Regions from separate parts of the Homo sapiens genome. Here region 1 is linked to region 2. Evidence: chromatin loops called from intact Hi-C (ENCODE). Cell type or tissue: Calu3. All regions are shown on one strand.

Region 1 (8,000 bases), 130 kb after region 2:
TGCCTGATTGTGGAACTTAGCAAGTGACTGGAACAAAATGGGAATCAAAGCCGGAAAACTATGTCTCCTGTTTCTCCTCCCCTTTTGGCACCTCTTTGCTTCTGCCAGGATTCTGACTCTGAAATTGATTGCCTCAATGATCCTGGACCATCATTTAGCTACTGTAATCCTCAGTTCCTGCAGTTGGAAAGGGGGAACATTATTACTCCCATGTAAAGATAGAGTAAGATGGCATCTCTGAAAGCCAGGGTTGATGAAGGCTTGTGCCTCTGGCTGTTGCCCAGTGCCCGCTCTGGGGACCTTGAGTGCCCATTGCCATATGCTGAGCTACCCTACTGGGGCCTGCTGTCCTCAAGTGAGGTCCTACATGAATAAAAATCTTTGTGAGAGTCTACCTTAAAGGTTCAGGCGTTGACTATATGTGTGTATGTAATTTATATTCAGGAATACAGGAGGTGGTCATGGGAGTCGGTGTGGGTCTCTGGGATATGACTACTTTTACATCATAATCCCAAGGAATTGTTGGTTAAATTGTGTTCAGAGATTACAAGAATACTGGGTTTTATTTTTTTGTTAAGTCAGATTTATTTAGGTATAATTGACATACAGTACAATTCACTCTTTTCAGTGTGCAGTTCTATGAGTTTGACAAATGCATGCAATCTTGTAGCCACCACCTCACAATCAAAATGGAGACCATTTCCAGCCCCCTTAAAAGTCCCCTTGGCCAGACTTGGTGGCTCAAGCCTGTAATCCCAGCACTTTGGGAGGCTGTGGGCGGATCACCTGAGGTCAGGAGTTCGAGACCAGCCTGGCCGACATGGCGAAACCCCGTCTCCACTAAAAATACAAAAAAAATTAGCCTGGCATCGTGGCACACGCCTGTAATCCCAGCTACTCAGGAGGCTGAGGCAGGAGAATCACTTGAACCTGGGAGATCGAGGTTGCAGTAAGCTGAGATCGTGCCATTGCACTCCAGCCTGGGCAACAAGAGCAAAACTCTGTCTCAAAATAAAATAAAATAAAATAAAATAAAATAAAATAAAAAACTCCCCTTGTGCCATTTGTGGACAGCCCCATTTCCCACCCATATCCCTGGCATCCATGGACCAATTTTTTTTTTTTTGCTTTTTATAGAATGTCAGTAAAGCTTTTCTGACCTTTGAACTCCGATCAGGTGATAATCTCTTTTAGCATCCTATAGCCCTTATTTCAATTCTAATTATACTGTGTATGCAATTATTTAAAAATTGTTCAATGTCTATCTCTTCTGCTAGACTTCTGCAAACATGTCTGAAGGAAGGAATTGCCTGGCCAATTCATTACTGTATCCTCAGCAGTTCCATCAAGTAGATGCTCAACAAATGTTTAGTGAATAAATGAGTGACTCAATGACTATAAGTAGAGTGCTCTAGGTCGCTACTGACTCAGCAAAAGCCATTTATTATTCAGTGGTATCAAATCTATCCTATTGTAAAGCACACAGAGACCTTATCATTCAAACATTCTTGAAGTGTATGGGTAAATATTTGGAGTTACATTGGATCTGAATACCAGCAATCAGAACCATCCTAGGCAATTTCAGATGCATGATAGATATATTCAATTAATCAAAAATAAGATGGAAACATTTTAATAACACTGTCTTTTGCCATTATTTTATACAGCATATTTAAAACTGTTCATTTCATAATTTTTACATTCCGTATATTTTGTAGCAGATCTGACATGACAGTGATGCTTAAGAGCAAGATCATGAAGTCTTCAAAATCTAGCTTATTTTCTGTGTGCTCATCAAGTTCAGAAAGGATCTCTCTGTATTTTGGCTTGGTTTCTTGTCCCTGTGAGAATGGAGAAATAAAAACCGAATTCGTTGTATAGACTTTAGGTTTACAGATCATAAACAATAATGTCTTAGTCTGTTTAGTGTTGCTGTAATAGAATACCTGAGACTGAGTGATTTATAAAGAAAAAAGAAAAATTTGGCTTACAATTCTGATGGCTGGAAAGTTCAAGATCAGGCATCTGCATGTGGTGAGGACCTCAGGCTGCTTCCACTCATGGTAGAAGGTGAAGGGGAGCTGGTGTATGAACAGATCACACAGCAAGAGAGGGGGCAAGAGGAGGAGGGAGGGTTCCAGGCTCTTTTAAACAACCAGCTCTTGTGGTAACTAACAGAGTGAGAACTCACTCACCACCCCCAAGGCAGGGCATTCATTTATTCAAGAAAGCTCTGTCCCCATGACTTCAAACACCTCCCATAAGGCCCCACCTCCAACATTGGAGATCAAATTTCAACATGGAGTTTGGAGGGGACAAACATCCAAATCATAGTAAATAATAAACATGTTATTAACAATAATAACACATCAAGTTGCCAACAATGCTACCAGTAAAACACCATGTGAAATCTTTTTATGTGTTATCTCCTCTAATCATCATAGTGACCTTATTGAATATATACCACTATTATCCTCATCCTACAGATGCAGTATCAGAGACAGGTGATAATTAAGAGACTTGCGCCAAGCTGGAAGATTTTGGTGTGGAGCCAGGGTTTGTAGCCCATCTACCTCTTGACAGCCCATACTCTTAACTGCTAAGCTATTCTGCCTTTTTTTGAACACACATATTATGTTTTTAAATTTTCAAAATACAATCTTTGTGTTAGGGAAGGTATCTTCTATGGGTTCGTTATCTAAGACTTAAGATTATCCAGAAATATAGAATATAATATGCTAAAAGAAAATACATGCTTTGAAAGATTATTTAGCTTTAGTTTGATTATAAATCAAACTATGTTCACAGTGTTCATAAATAGTCAGATTGAAGGAAAGCATCTTAATAGTATATAAATGGAGAGACTTTTTAATTTCAAATCACAGCTTGTGAAATATCTTCCCCAGTGACAATAAAAATGTTAAAGTCATTTGATTCACCATTATATTGAACCATATTTGCATTTAGTTTGTTCCCAAATGCTCACCCATGTGCTAGGTGTACAAAGCCATCACAGCAATGACTAAGGCACTTTGGGAATGATGCTACATTCCTCTTATAGGCTGTTTCTCCTCAAGAGGTCACCATCACCCTATCCATGAGGGCCAAGGGGAGCTCTCTACTCTCTCCCTCCAGGAGAGCTGAGTGTTATTTAGAAAGGGTCAGATTCCAAGACACAGGTAGACAGGACCACTTTACTAGCAGAATGGCACACTGTTTGCTCAGAGGTATGAGATAGGTATTGGTCTTCTTTTATTTCCTGCATATTTTAAGAGCACACCATTTTCTGAGGTCCAGTCCTCCTGGGGCATGACCTGTCACCTTTTTGTATCTTCCCAGTAGTGCCTTTAGGTGCTTTTTAAAATTCTATCTGACTGGCTATAAGGTGCTAAGATCCCCAAAACCATGTTTAGCCTTATGGGAAAGGCAATGTTCCCCTTAGAACTCAGGCCTTCGCCAAAAGAACCAGCTCAGTTTATCAGGGGACGCAACATGGGGATTGAGGAGAAAGCCCAGTTAGGAATGAAGTGGGCTCCTGAGCTTTGCCATTGACTCACGTGAATGCACCTGCCCTAGGGGGTCTCATGGGGCAGGGCGGTTGGGCCAAGGCAGCATTCTGACAGACATTGCAGAGAATGCCTTGGAATGAACTGTCCCCTCAAGTCCCTGAAATATGGCTCTGCTTTCATCTTGAGCAGAGGGCAAGATTACACTGAGGCCTGGGTGTGCCTGCTGCTAGAGAGATCCAGAAATTGGCTGTACTTCTAGGGTTTAGCCTACACTGAGAGACATGAGGCTGAAGGTGTCTTTCCTAAGGACCGGTTTTTAATTCTTTTCCCCTGGTGTTCTGAGAGGGATGATGAGTTACATCAAGATGGTGCATCCATTAGTTCTTCATTTTCATATGTGTTAAAAGCTTGCTGAGCATTTGCCAGGTTACCAGGTAATGAGCCCCCTTTCTGTCTGGCATATGGGCCCCATTTCTTTTGGCCTTGGATGTGGGCAAATGGTATAGGATTTATTTACCCATCCTTTCCTTAGACTCCCCAAAACTTGTTATCTCTTGATAAATTCTGCCTGATATTTCTGCCTGAAAAAGTAGCTTTCCAAAAAAAAAAAATCAGAAAAATACATGTTTAATATAGAACATTTAGAAAAAGTAAATTTAAAAAAAGGACTGTGACTGTAACCCTTTACCCCATTACTCAAAATAGCTAACCCTTATTAACATTTACTTCCGTTCATTTATCTGTGTATTACACTATATTCTCCCTTTCTCTTTTGAAATAATCACCCACTCACAGAAAGTTGTACCCTTGACTTAGCTCCCCCCAGTGGGTGACATCTTATATAACTGTAGTGCACTGAAACCATATATAGGTGTTTATGTATGTGTATGTGTGCATATATAGAGAGAATAATATCTTTTCAATATTTCAGAACAGATACAGGGACTTGGAGACTGCCTCTATGTGCTTTCTTGCTCTACCCATCAATAAATATTGATAGTTTAAGCTGATATGAGGCCCTCTTTTCCTCTTACACATTTTCCCTAGGCTGGTATTTTCCAAAGTATGAATATATACTGCCGATAGAATGTAATGCCATTTTAGGTGATGCAAGAATAAATATTAAACACTAAATAAGAATTGATAGTCGTCTATTTTTTCACTATTATTTTTTACTCTAATCCACTGAATTTACAATAAGAATAATGATACGGTGTCCTTATAAAAATTTACTTAAGTAGAGAGAAAACATAAAGGAAAAGTTCTAAGCAACACAGGCTATAGGCAGTTGTGGGAAAAATACTAAATATGGTATTCAATGACTGAAATTCGAGAAATATACCCTTAGGTGAGTAAGGTAGTAACCTTTAGGCCAGTGACTGATTATATACTGCTGACTCTCATTTCCATATTTTGAACACAGATCTCTATTCTCACCTTTGAACTCATCTGTCCTGTTGCTAAGTCTTCCTCTTAAATATTTCATGGACATCTAAACACTGACACAACCTAATGAAACTCGCCATCTCCTCCCTACCTCCATCCCACCTCAAACCTGCTTATTCTTTAGCCTTTTTCTTCTCTAGGAGTGGGAACACCACCATTCCTTTTGTAAGTCAGAAATTGGGTTGTCATCATTTTCTTTCCTATCCTTCAACTCTCACAGTCAATCAATTGTCAGATCTTGTTCATTCCACCTTCTAAACGTCTCTTCTATTTGTTTGTTTATCTCCATCTTCACCGCCGTAGTCTAAGCCATCACCATCTTTCTCTTGAATTGCCTCCCCACAGCTAGTTATTCCCTTTTTTCCTATTCCACCCCCAACCCTAGTCTGTTCTCTGTACTGCAGCTGGTGTAATTTCTTAGGCCTGGACGTAGACATAGTTCCTGGCTTCCTCTTGCTATCAGGCTATGCTTCTGTAAGATTTGGCTTCTCCTCGCCTCCCCAGCCTCATCTCTAACCACTTCCCAGCTACCGTCCCATCCCTTCTCACCAACTGGCCCTCCAGATCTCTGCTTGGAACGCCATCATTCTCACTCCCCCTTGCCTAGCTACCTCCTGCTTATTCTTCAGATCTCAGCTATACCTTAGTTTTCCAGGAGCCCATCTTTGATTACCTGCCCCAAGATAGTTCCTCTGTTTTACTCTCACTGAATGCTCTACTCTTTCACATCCTTTGACTATTTTTAATTACTTTTTTAGTGTATTTCTTTCTTCTGCTGGGGATTGCTGTCTTCACTGCATCAACTCCAGTGCAGCTCACTGCCTGGCATAAGGTAGGTGTTCAATAAACATTTGTTACGTGAGACAACATGACAGGGACCTGGAGCTGGAGTTATTTGCTCATTGGGTCAGCCATGAGGGTGTAGTTTCTGTTTCTTTATGCAAGTTAATTCTCTCACCTCTGCGAAATTCCTAAATTGGGTTTGCAGCAGATCTTTGGCAATAGCTTTTTCAAGTTTACCATCAGAGTCAGAAGAATTTCTGAAAATCAGAGCAGTGGTGGCAATAGCTTTTTCCAGATCTGAGCACTTCCTCAGAGCTAGGAGAGAAGAAATGTGGAATAAAGTATCCTGAGTTAGAAATAACCCTTCCCCAGACCTGCTGTTGTGTCTTCCAAGGGAACTGTAGGGAACCTTCTAAATCTTGGCCCTTTGCCTCCTATCTGGGAGAAGGATGTGGGAGTTTCCAATCCTGCATCTTTAAACAACCGAGAACAAAGGTCCCTTAATAGCAATTAGAATTAGTAGAGTTAGATATGAGATTTACCACTTGCTTGCCATGTGACCTTAGAAAAGTCTCTCACCTCTCTAAGCTTTGGTTTTCTGATCTGTAATTTCATTCAGTTATTCAACAAATATTGATAGAGCATGTACTATGGACGAGGCTCAGTCCTTGATATTAGGAATCACCGAATAAAATGAAGTCCTACTCTTGTGGAATTTATATTCTGTGTCAGACACAGCATCACTTCGTGTCAGTATGAGAAAGGAGAATGACTTTCAGGAAAAGCTCTTTGCTATAATGATGAATAAGGGTTCTCTTTGACTCGTGGCCTAAAACAGAGTGATCTCCCAGCTGGTTTCTCTCAGGTAAGCTTCTTGATAGGGCAATGCTAATTCGTTTCTTTCCACTGTGCTGCTGTGAACACAGGGAAATGTACAAGTTACCATGAAGAAAATTCGTATGCTTTGTGTTCTTTTAGTCACCAATACATCCCCTAGTGTAGAACTTATCACCCTTTACAGATATTACATGTTTACCTGTCCTTTCCTCAACTAGAAAGCAGTCTCCATGGGCCAGGGATCAGACCTTTTTTCTTAAAATCACTGTATTCCCAGTGACAGTACAAATGTCTGCTACATTGTAGGTGCTAATAAATGCTGTTAAATGAATGAATCTGAAGAAAATAAGAACAAAATGTCCCAGCTTTCAGTCCAGGTAATGTGCAACAATGACAGTTTCAAAGAATGATGTTCAGTCCGAATAACATGATTTTCATATTGAGTGCTTACTAAGTGCCTGTTACTTCCCAGAATACAGAGCGGACAAGACCAGATGTGGGGCCAGGCACTGGATCTCATGCCTGTAATCCCAGCACTTTGGAAGGCCGAGATGGGATGATTGCTAGAGGCCAGGAGTTTGAGACCAGCCTGGTCAACATAGCAAGACCCTTGTCCCTATTTTTTTTTTAATTAAAAAACCTCAGATGTGGTTTCTGCTCTCATAGATCTTACGATCTAGCAAAGAAATCAATAATAATCAAGAGTATGTATATGTATACACATGTATTTATTTTTTCTGTTATTGTATGTTATTTGTCCACTTATATATATTTTACATATATATATATATATATATATATTTACAACTTGTGATGTATGAGGCAAGGAAGGTACAGAGACAGGAAAAAAATTACAGAGTGGGTCTGGGAGGAAAACTACTTAGATGGGTGGTCTGGAAGGCCTCCGTGAGTAGATTAATATTTAAGCTAAGATTACTAGGATGAGGAGGAGCCAGCCACGAAAAGGGTGAGGTTCAGGGTGAGATTAGGAATTTGCTGAATGTTCCAGGCTTGGGAAGCTGGATACGTGAAGTCTCAGGTCAGAAGAAATCTGACATATTTGGCAGATTTCTGAAAGAAGACAGTTGTGAGTAGAGTCTAGGGGCTGGAAGGGTGTTTGTAGGCAAAAGCTAGATCATGCAGGACTTGTAGGCCGTGTAAAGGAATCAGGATTTTCTTCAAAGTGGAAAGAGAAGGCATCAAAGCATTTTGAGCAACTAATTTTTCAGTTAAAGGTGAGGAGGATGGACAAGAGTGAAGACAAGTGGGTGAAAGGAGGAAGTGTGTGGGCCTTCTCAGTTTTTATTGTATCTCTGAGCAGTGCCCAGGCTATATATTTGGTTAAATAAAGTTCACATTGCTAAGATGTCGCAAAGAAAGTATATGAAATCTTTGACTTCAAAGTCCATAGAAAGATTAGCCACT
Region 2 (8,000 bases):
TATTAATATTTTACTGTCTCTGCATTATCACATTATCCATTTTTGTATCCATATATGAATTCCTCTTATTATATTTGTGTACTTCAAAGTAAATTGCAAACATGGTTGCCCTTTCCCCCTAAACACGTTGGCAGTTTGCATATATTTTGGAGGTAATGTTGACAAACTTGACAAATTGGGTGTGGGATATAATGGAAAGAGAGGGATCAAGATTGTTTCTAGGTTTTTGGCCTGAGCAACTCATTAAAGAGAAATGAAGTTGAGGAGGAAAATCACGTGCTTTGTTTTGAACATGTTTACATTGAGAAGCCAATTAAACAACCAGAAAGAGTAGGCAAGTAGGTTTAAAAATACGTAGTTCATCAAAGACATGGGGCCTGGAGTGTCAATGTGGAATTACCAGTTTGTACACAGTGTTTACAGCCTGGAACCAAATGAGATCACCTCGGGCGGTTAGAAGGAAGAGGACGATTGAGCAAATGAGATTGAACAGGACCAGCAAGGTAAAAGGAAAATCAGGAGAGTGGAGTGTCTCCCAGAAGTATAGGGCTGTCACTGGTAGAGGGTCGTGACTGCAAGTTGTCCAGATTCTTGGCATTTTGAACAAAGAATTGGACAAAAGGACCAGCAAAGCAAAGAACGAGTGAGGCAATGAAAGAATAAAGCAGGCATTAATTGAAAACGAAAGAACATTCCATAGTGTGGGAACAGACCTGAGCAGCAGCTCAAGGGCAAGGATACAGGATCTTCTTGGGTTCAAATACCCCCTAGACGTTTCCCATTGGCCACTTCCTGCTCACCTCATGTAAATAAAATGGTAGCCCTCAATCAGTCTGATTGGTTGCAGAAAGCAGCCAACCAGAGGCTGAAGTGAAGTTAAAAAGGTCACATTCCTATGCAAACATCTGATTGGTTGCAAAAAGTAACCAATCAGAGGCTGGGGTGAAGTTACAAAGTTAAACTTCTATGCAAACAAAGGCTCTGCCCGCAATCAGTCTGATTGGTTGTGAACAGCAACAATTCAGAGGCTGGAGTGAAGTTAAAAATTTGCAAAGGGAGACGGGACGGCAACCAGGCTGATTTATTGCAGACAGCCAATTTCCCACCTGCAGGGCAGAAAAGGTGGGGGGTTTGCAGAGTGTAGCCTCTGATCCTTTTGTTACTTAGGTATGGAAAGTTAGGGTTTTCCTTTCAATTTAGTTCTAGGAAGTGGTAGTGAAACAGCCTTAGGTTCCCTGCCTCCAGACCCTATTTTCCTGCCTCAGGACGATGTATTTCAAGGAGAGATTGGTCAAGTGCAGCTGAGATGTTGAGGGAGATGAGAACTGAGATCACCAATCACTGAAGTGGCAAAATGCTAATTGCTAGAACTCAGACAAGTACCTGGCACATAGGAGGTGTTTAATGAGTGAATGAAAGGAGATCTTTGGTGACCTTGATAAGTGGGTTCATTTGGTGAAGTGAGAATGAAAGTCTAATTGGAGAAGTTTCAAGAGAATGATAGGTGAGGAAAGTAGCCATAGTGAGCAGAGACAACTTTCGAAGAATTTTCCTAAAAAGCAGAGCAGGGAAATAGGATAGTACCTAAAGGAGATTTTGGAATCAAGGGAAATTTTTACTTTGGAATGATGAGAAATATTATAGCATGCTCTATGTGGATAGGGATAATCCAATAGAGAGGAGAAAATGAATAATGCAGGAGTTAGTGACAACAGTTGTTGAAGTGATGGCATCCAGGCATGAGTGGAGGGCCTACTGTCAGAAGCACAGTTTGTTTATAGAAACGGAGGAAGATGGGGTATAAGGGAACATATTCAAAATGGCAAGTAGAGTAATTGCATGTTCGTTCTTTTGCCCTTCCAACAATGTGTGTGTGTGTGTGTGTGTGTGTGTATGTGTGTGTAGGTATTTGAGATGGAGTCTTGCTCTCTTGCCCAGGCTGGAATGCAGTGGCATGATCGTAGTTCACTGAAGTCTCAACCTCCCAGGCTCAGGTGATCCTCCCATCTCAGCTTCCTAAGTAGCAGGGACTACAGGTGCATGTCACCACCACTGGCTAATTTTTTAAATTTTTGTAGAAACAGTGTCCTGCTATGTTTCCCAGGCTGGTCTCAAACTCCTGGGCTCAAGCGATTGTCCTGTTTGGCCTCAGTAAATGCTGGGATTACAGGTGTGAGCCACCACACCTGACCAACAATTATTTATTGAGCGCTTATTTGTCCCAAGCATATTCTAAGAAGTGGGGCTTTAACAGTGAAGGAAACAGACAAAAATCTCTGCTCTCATGGAGCTGATATTCTAGCGGTAGGAAGATTGCCCATATATTTTGGTATATCAGATGCTGCCTAGTGTGACGGAGCAAAATAAAGCAGTGAAAAGGATAAGGAACTCTATAGAGGAATAGTTTGCAATTTTAAAACGATAATCAAGAATTTTAAATAGTGGCAGTGGATATTTTCTTCTGATTGCTTCCACTCAGTGAAATAAGAAATGAGGCCAGCAGCAGAGAGTGAGGAGAGGGAGGGGGTTGTGGGGAGTGCTGGAGACTCGAAGAAGGGGAAAAAGGCATGAATTTGCTGCCTCCAAGAGAAGGAGAGGGAATTGTCCAGAGAAATGTGAAAGGGAAAGGGAACATTCAGAGAAGAGGTGGAGGATAAAAGGGGGGTTGCTGATGAGAGACTAAATTTTTGAGGACATATTGAAAGGGTTTGATGATATCAGTGGGATAAGCGGTTGTCCTGGTGATGAGGACTGAACTTCCTGGGATGACTGAGATATGTGAGGTATGATGGATATGTCCTGGTGGTTGCTTAAAGGTGGCAGGAGGTGAATAGTCTGCATTGATTATAATTTATGCTTGAGACTAGTCTCTTAGGAGATTTAAACAGTTGATATAGTCATTGCCCTTGAAGGAGAATAAGGGTGGCTATCTTTTTGGGAACAGAAAGAGCTCTTTGGGGTTTCCTTAAAACCCACTGTGGTCAGTGTCAAGAAGGAGAGCGTGTGAAAGGAGTGGGAACCCATTCATGGCATCACTACACAGGAATCCATAATTTAAGTCTATTCGCAGAAATAAAAATGAAGATTTGTCAATGGTTAACCTGGTCAAAGTAAACAGACAACGAAACAAGACAAAACAAAAATGTTTTGCTGTTCATGTAATACCACATCACCTGGATAGTGCCGACGCACACAAATCTTTTCTCATATTTATTAAAAAGGTGAGATTACCTAGGGATGTAAACCTTTTGCACCTAGTAGAAAAACTAACTCTTTGGGCTACTTGATGCCAATTTACATAGCAAGGGAATGGTTGTCTTTTACCTAATCGGTTTGTGGTCCTGTAGACATATCAATGCTCCTATAAAATTGTATTATCTGTGTTCTTCCTTCACGTAAACAGGCAGTGGGCCTTGTTTTTCTTAATTCATAATAGACTCTCAGGAAATGTTTGCAGAACCACTTGAGAGATTAATTTCTGGGTTGCTCCCAGTGTCCTGGTCTTCTACCCTAACGTCATCTTAAAATTTTATCTTTTTGTGACACCAAGAGAAAGGGGGGAAAAGGTTTGAGTCATATGATATGATGTTAGATAATTTTGTTATGTGATGAAATATCATTTAGTTTAGGCATAGAGTGGCCAAATAAACTTGAGAATGGAGGCAATTATCTGGGTTATTCACGCCGAAAAACAATTTGGCTTGAAGTAGCTATATAATTGTGGAAAAGTGATTTTAAGAAAAGCTTTAATTATCTAGAAAAATATCTTTAATTCTTCAAGTGAAAGTCAGGTATTTGGAGAAAACCACAATCACAGTTTTAACAAATATTTTTGGGGCAGTTGTTTACTTCATAGTTGCACAACTTGCAACATCCTCCACAAGATGGCATGCAAGTTTGTAACATACTGTAGCTGGTAGTCATGCCATTGCTAAATCATTTTGCTGCAAGCAATAAAGTCCAAACAATTGCACAATGAATTATTATTTTCTGTGTTACACACTGCAAATGTATACATTCTGGCAACGTTTTCTATAGGTAAAGATGATTGTTTTACAGAGGTATGTATGTCTCTGAGTGTAAATATTTGAAGGATATACGAAAAGAAATCAAGAATTTAAGTCTTTTCACGCAAGATGAAGATCTGGCATCAGTTAGCATGTTTAAGTCAACACTTTGTTGAAGGCCCAAGACAAAACCAACAAAAAAGTCCTGATGTTCACATTTGAAAAAGAAATTTTTATGAGACTAAGGAAGAAATTATAAGAAAATATTTATTTTTAGGAGGATTTATTTCATTGTTTTAAAGTATTCTTGAAAATATTGCCTGGAACAACTGGAATATAGCATGGCAATTCATGGTGAATATTACTGTGGTTCTTTGTCTTGACTGCAACAATAGAACCAAGTGGGATGCTTTTAATAAAACACAAATGCCAGGGCCCCCTCTCAGACCAATTAAATCAGAATCTCTTGGGGTGGGCCCAGGCATCAGTATTTTTTAAAAGCTCCCTAGGCATTCTGATGGTACCAGAGGCATCAGAGTTCACTGACAGTATTGGGTGCCTTCTCATTTGCTCACCGCAGGCATCACTAACTGAACCTGAGCTCACCTTTTCTCTCAGTACAATGCTCTGGGTAGCCTTTACCAATCAATTCAGAGATGAAATGAAACCCACTTGCTAACAGACTTATCAAAGAATATGGGAGGGACAGAATTAAATGCTACTCACATATAAGGTGATTGATTTCCTAATATGGTAACTAACTCTGCTTTCTAGTATGATTCAGCCAAACAATTATTTCAGCCTTCTCCAACAAAGGAAGTTTTAGAGACTGCAGTGGACAATATCCATGCTCTTCCCATATCCCTTTGGATACCTTTTTGCCATTTTTGTGTGGTGCACCCCATTCTCCACCAATTTCAATGTGCTTCTGCTTCCATCACCCAGAAGAGAGGGCTGCCTTTGGGTGTTTCTTGCAGGTTGAAAAAACAAAAAGTACCTGGGAATTTACATCTCCCTGGAGTAACCCTTAACCACTCAATGAATATGAAAGCCCCATCTCTTTTCCTTGTGTGGGGACAACTCTGAGGCATAACGTGTACTCCTGAGCTTGCCTACAGGGCCAAGCTAAAGCTGCATCTGTGGGACTTTGCAATCACACTTTTGTTTGGCTTCCTTGCCATCTCAATCCCTCTTCCACAGTTTTTCTGAAGCACTTACTAAATAAATTCCACACAAATTTTCATCTTAGGGTCTGTTTCTGGGGAAACCTGAAGATACATATCAAAAACAAAGGCCACTGAGCTGCAAGAGAACCTATACAAACCAAGTGTTAAATCATGCAGTTAATCGTCTAATGGGAAGATGTGAAAGAATGATGAATACTGATCTACTCAGATCCATGAAAGATGTAGGTCTTAAATAGATTACTGCATTGAGGTGCCAAAAAAAAAAAAAAAAAAGAGGTAGATGTGCTATAGCAAGATCCTAGACTTGGCTGCACTATGAAATTATACACCATTTAATAAATATTCGTTCCCAGGTTACACCCCCAAGATTCTGATTTCACTGGTCTCAGGTGTGTTCTGGACGTTGTCCCATTTAAAGCTCTCCAGGTGGTTCTATTGTATAGCCAAGGTTGAAAATCGCCTTAAAAGAACCAGATTCAGAGTACATAAACATTACTTTGGTCAGCCTGTTAGAAATTCACATTCCTGGGCCCACCTACACCAGGTATTAGGATTCAACAATTCTGCATATATTACAAATATTTGTTTTCAGATGTCTTGGCTGCTACCAGGGAAACAGTAAACACCTGGGTAAGTCCACTGAGAAAATCCGGCTAGGTCAGGGATGGCAAATCATACTCCACTTGCATACCCTCTCTTATTGATGGATAGAGGCTCTCAGGAGTGTTGAGAAGGATTCTGAGGCTGGGTCTGGGTTCAGCAAGCAAAGATACTACAGCGAAAACTTGCATAGAGGTGTCTAGCTTTATAGCTGGCTATAAGGACAATGTATTAGAGTGGTTCATAAGGATTTGTGCTAGGAAGGATAATGGCTCTAATAGTCCAGTGGACGTTTACAGGTAAAAAACCATTCCTATTGCTTATAAAGTGGATGTATGAGAGGGATCTAATATACTGTGGAGGAAAGGAAAAAGGATTTCATGTAAAGTGTGAAGTCTCAAGCTTTCAAGGGCAAGCATATGTCCCATTGTACTTCCTTTTTTTTTTTTTTTTTTTTTTTTGAGACAGAGTCTTGCTCTGTCGCCCAGGCTAGAGTGCGGTGGCGCCATCTTGGCTCACTGCAACCTCTGCCCCCAGGGTTCAAGCAATTCTCCTGCCTCAGCCTCCCTAGTAGCTGGGATTACAGGTGTGCACTACCATACCCGGTTAATTTTTGTATTTTTAGTAGAGATGGGTTTTCTCCATGTTGGCCAGGACGGTCTTGAACTCCTGACCTCAGGTGATCCACCCTCCTCAGCCTCCCAAAGTGCTGGGATTACAGGCGTGAGCTACTGCACCCGGCCCCCTGTTGTACTTCTGTTGAAAATGCTCAGGGTGAAGTGATATTCTACTCTACATAGTCCCAAAATGAAGATTCAAAGTTACACTAATGTAATGGATAGGATTATATGTGTATTTATAGTTTGAAACTATTTTCTTAAAAGTGTATCTCTCCTATACAAGGTTTTGTAGATCAACGGTCTTCAACCTTTTTGGCACCAGGGACTGGTTTTGTGGAAGACAATTTTTCCATGAATGGAGGAAGGGGAGATGGTTTTAGGATGAAACTGTTCCACCTCATATCATCAGGCATTAGCTGAAGTCTCATAAAGAGCGTGCAGCCTAGATCCCTTGTATGCGCAGTTCACAATAGGGTTCACACTCCAATGAGAATCTAATGCCCACTGACCTGACAAAAGGCAGAGCTCAGGTGGTAATGCCCGCTCGCCCGCCGCCCATCTTCTGCTGTGAGGCCCAGTTTCTAACAGATGACGTACCAGTACTGGTCTGTGGCCTGGGGGTTGGGGAACCCCTGTTGTAAGTGATCAGTGATTAGCCAATATTTGTGCTTCAAAAGAATCATAAAATATTTTTCTATTAGGAAAAAAAAATCAGCCCAGATCATACTTCAGTACTAATACCCCTCAAGAAAATGTTACTCTGGGTCGATCAACCGAACTAGACATAGTATATCAGCAGAAGAGCACGGATTCTAAGGTTAGTAGCTTAGGTTAAAATTTGGGCTTTGTTAGTTTCTAGCTTTGTGACCCTGGGCAAGTCTCCTAACCTTTCTGTACCTCAGTTTTTTTTGTTTTTTTTTTTTAAATTGTAATAGGGTTAATAATAGGATCTTCCTCCGGGCTGTTATGAGGATTAAATGAGGTTAAAGAAAGAAAGAACGACTGTGTCTTATTTTGTTTCCTGGTTTACCCCTCTCTGTTGGCCCTTCCAATGTTGCAAGTTCTCAGGGCTCCATTTTAGACCATTCTTCTCTTGCCTTGTCCTCCCCTTCTGTCCCCTTCCTGTCCTTTCTTTCCTTATCCTTCCTCATCTTCCTCTGTAAACAGTGACACTGAGTTGCTCCGTAACAACGTTTTCACCCACCTAGATTCTTTAATCCCCTCTCAAAATGTTTTTAAAACAAGTTTAAAAATAGAAAGACATATTGTATTTCTCCCAGGAATGTAGTCTTCCATGAGACCAGCAGAATAACATAATGGCTCTGGAGTCAGAAAGACTTGGGTTTGAATTTCAGCCTAACCACTCACTAGTTATGTATTCTTGGATCACTTCCTTAACATTTGCAAGCCTCAGTTTCCTCACCTGTAAGATGGGCTAGCATTATCTCAAGGGTTAAATGAATTCATTAAGGAACAACCTGAGCACAGGGTCAGAGTAACTGATAGCTATCACTGTTGTTATTTTTATTATCAATGATGCTAAGAACCCAGAAGAATCCAGCCATGGTTTCTATGTCCCTGCTCTT

The links. Hi-C counts contacts between places; a loop is a spot of excess contacts. Peaks named below come from ENCODE experiments on the same cell type or tissue, not always from the same donor. Only the 100,000 strongest peaks of a DNase experiment are listed, where the experiment ranks them.
Region 1: it touches region 2 in a loop (3-fold over the local background); 4 of 110 quality-filtered maps call a loop at or near these places.

What each region holds. Positions count from the first base shown.
Region 1 is chr3:63,657,778-63,665,777 of GRCh38, reverse strand. SNTN (sentan, cilia apical structure protein) reads right to left here. Exons shown (of 4, transcript NM_001080537.2): 3 at 5,914-6,053; 4 at 566-1,841. The coding sequence ends at 1,683. Among named protein-coding and RNA genes, the nearest start is that of SNTN, 9.1 kb to the right of the region's middle. In Calu3, no CTCF peak of the experiment used is centred here; DNase peaks (open chromatin) are centred at 3,087 and 4,337.
Region 2 is chr3:63,788,066-63,796,065 of GRCh38, reverse strand. It overlaps the pseudogene CDHR18P and a transcript of C3orf49 not described here. Among named protein-coding and RNA genes, the nearest start is that of C3orf49, 27 kb to the left of the region's middle. In Calu3, a CTCF peak has its summit at 3,856 (motif pointing right); no DNase peak of the experiment used is centred here.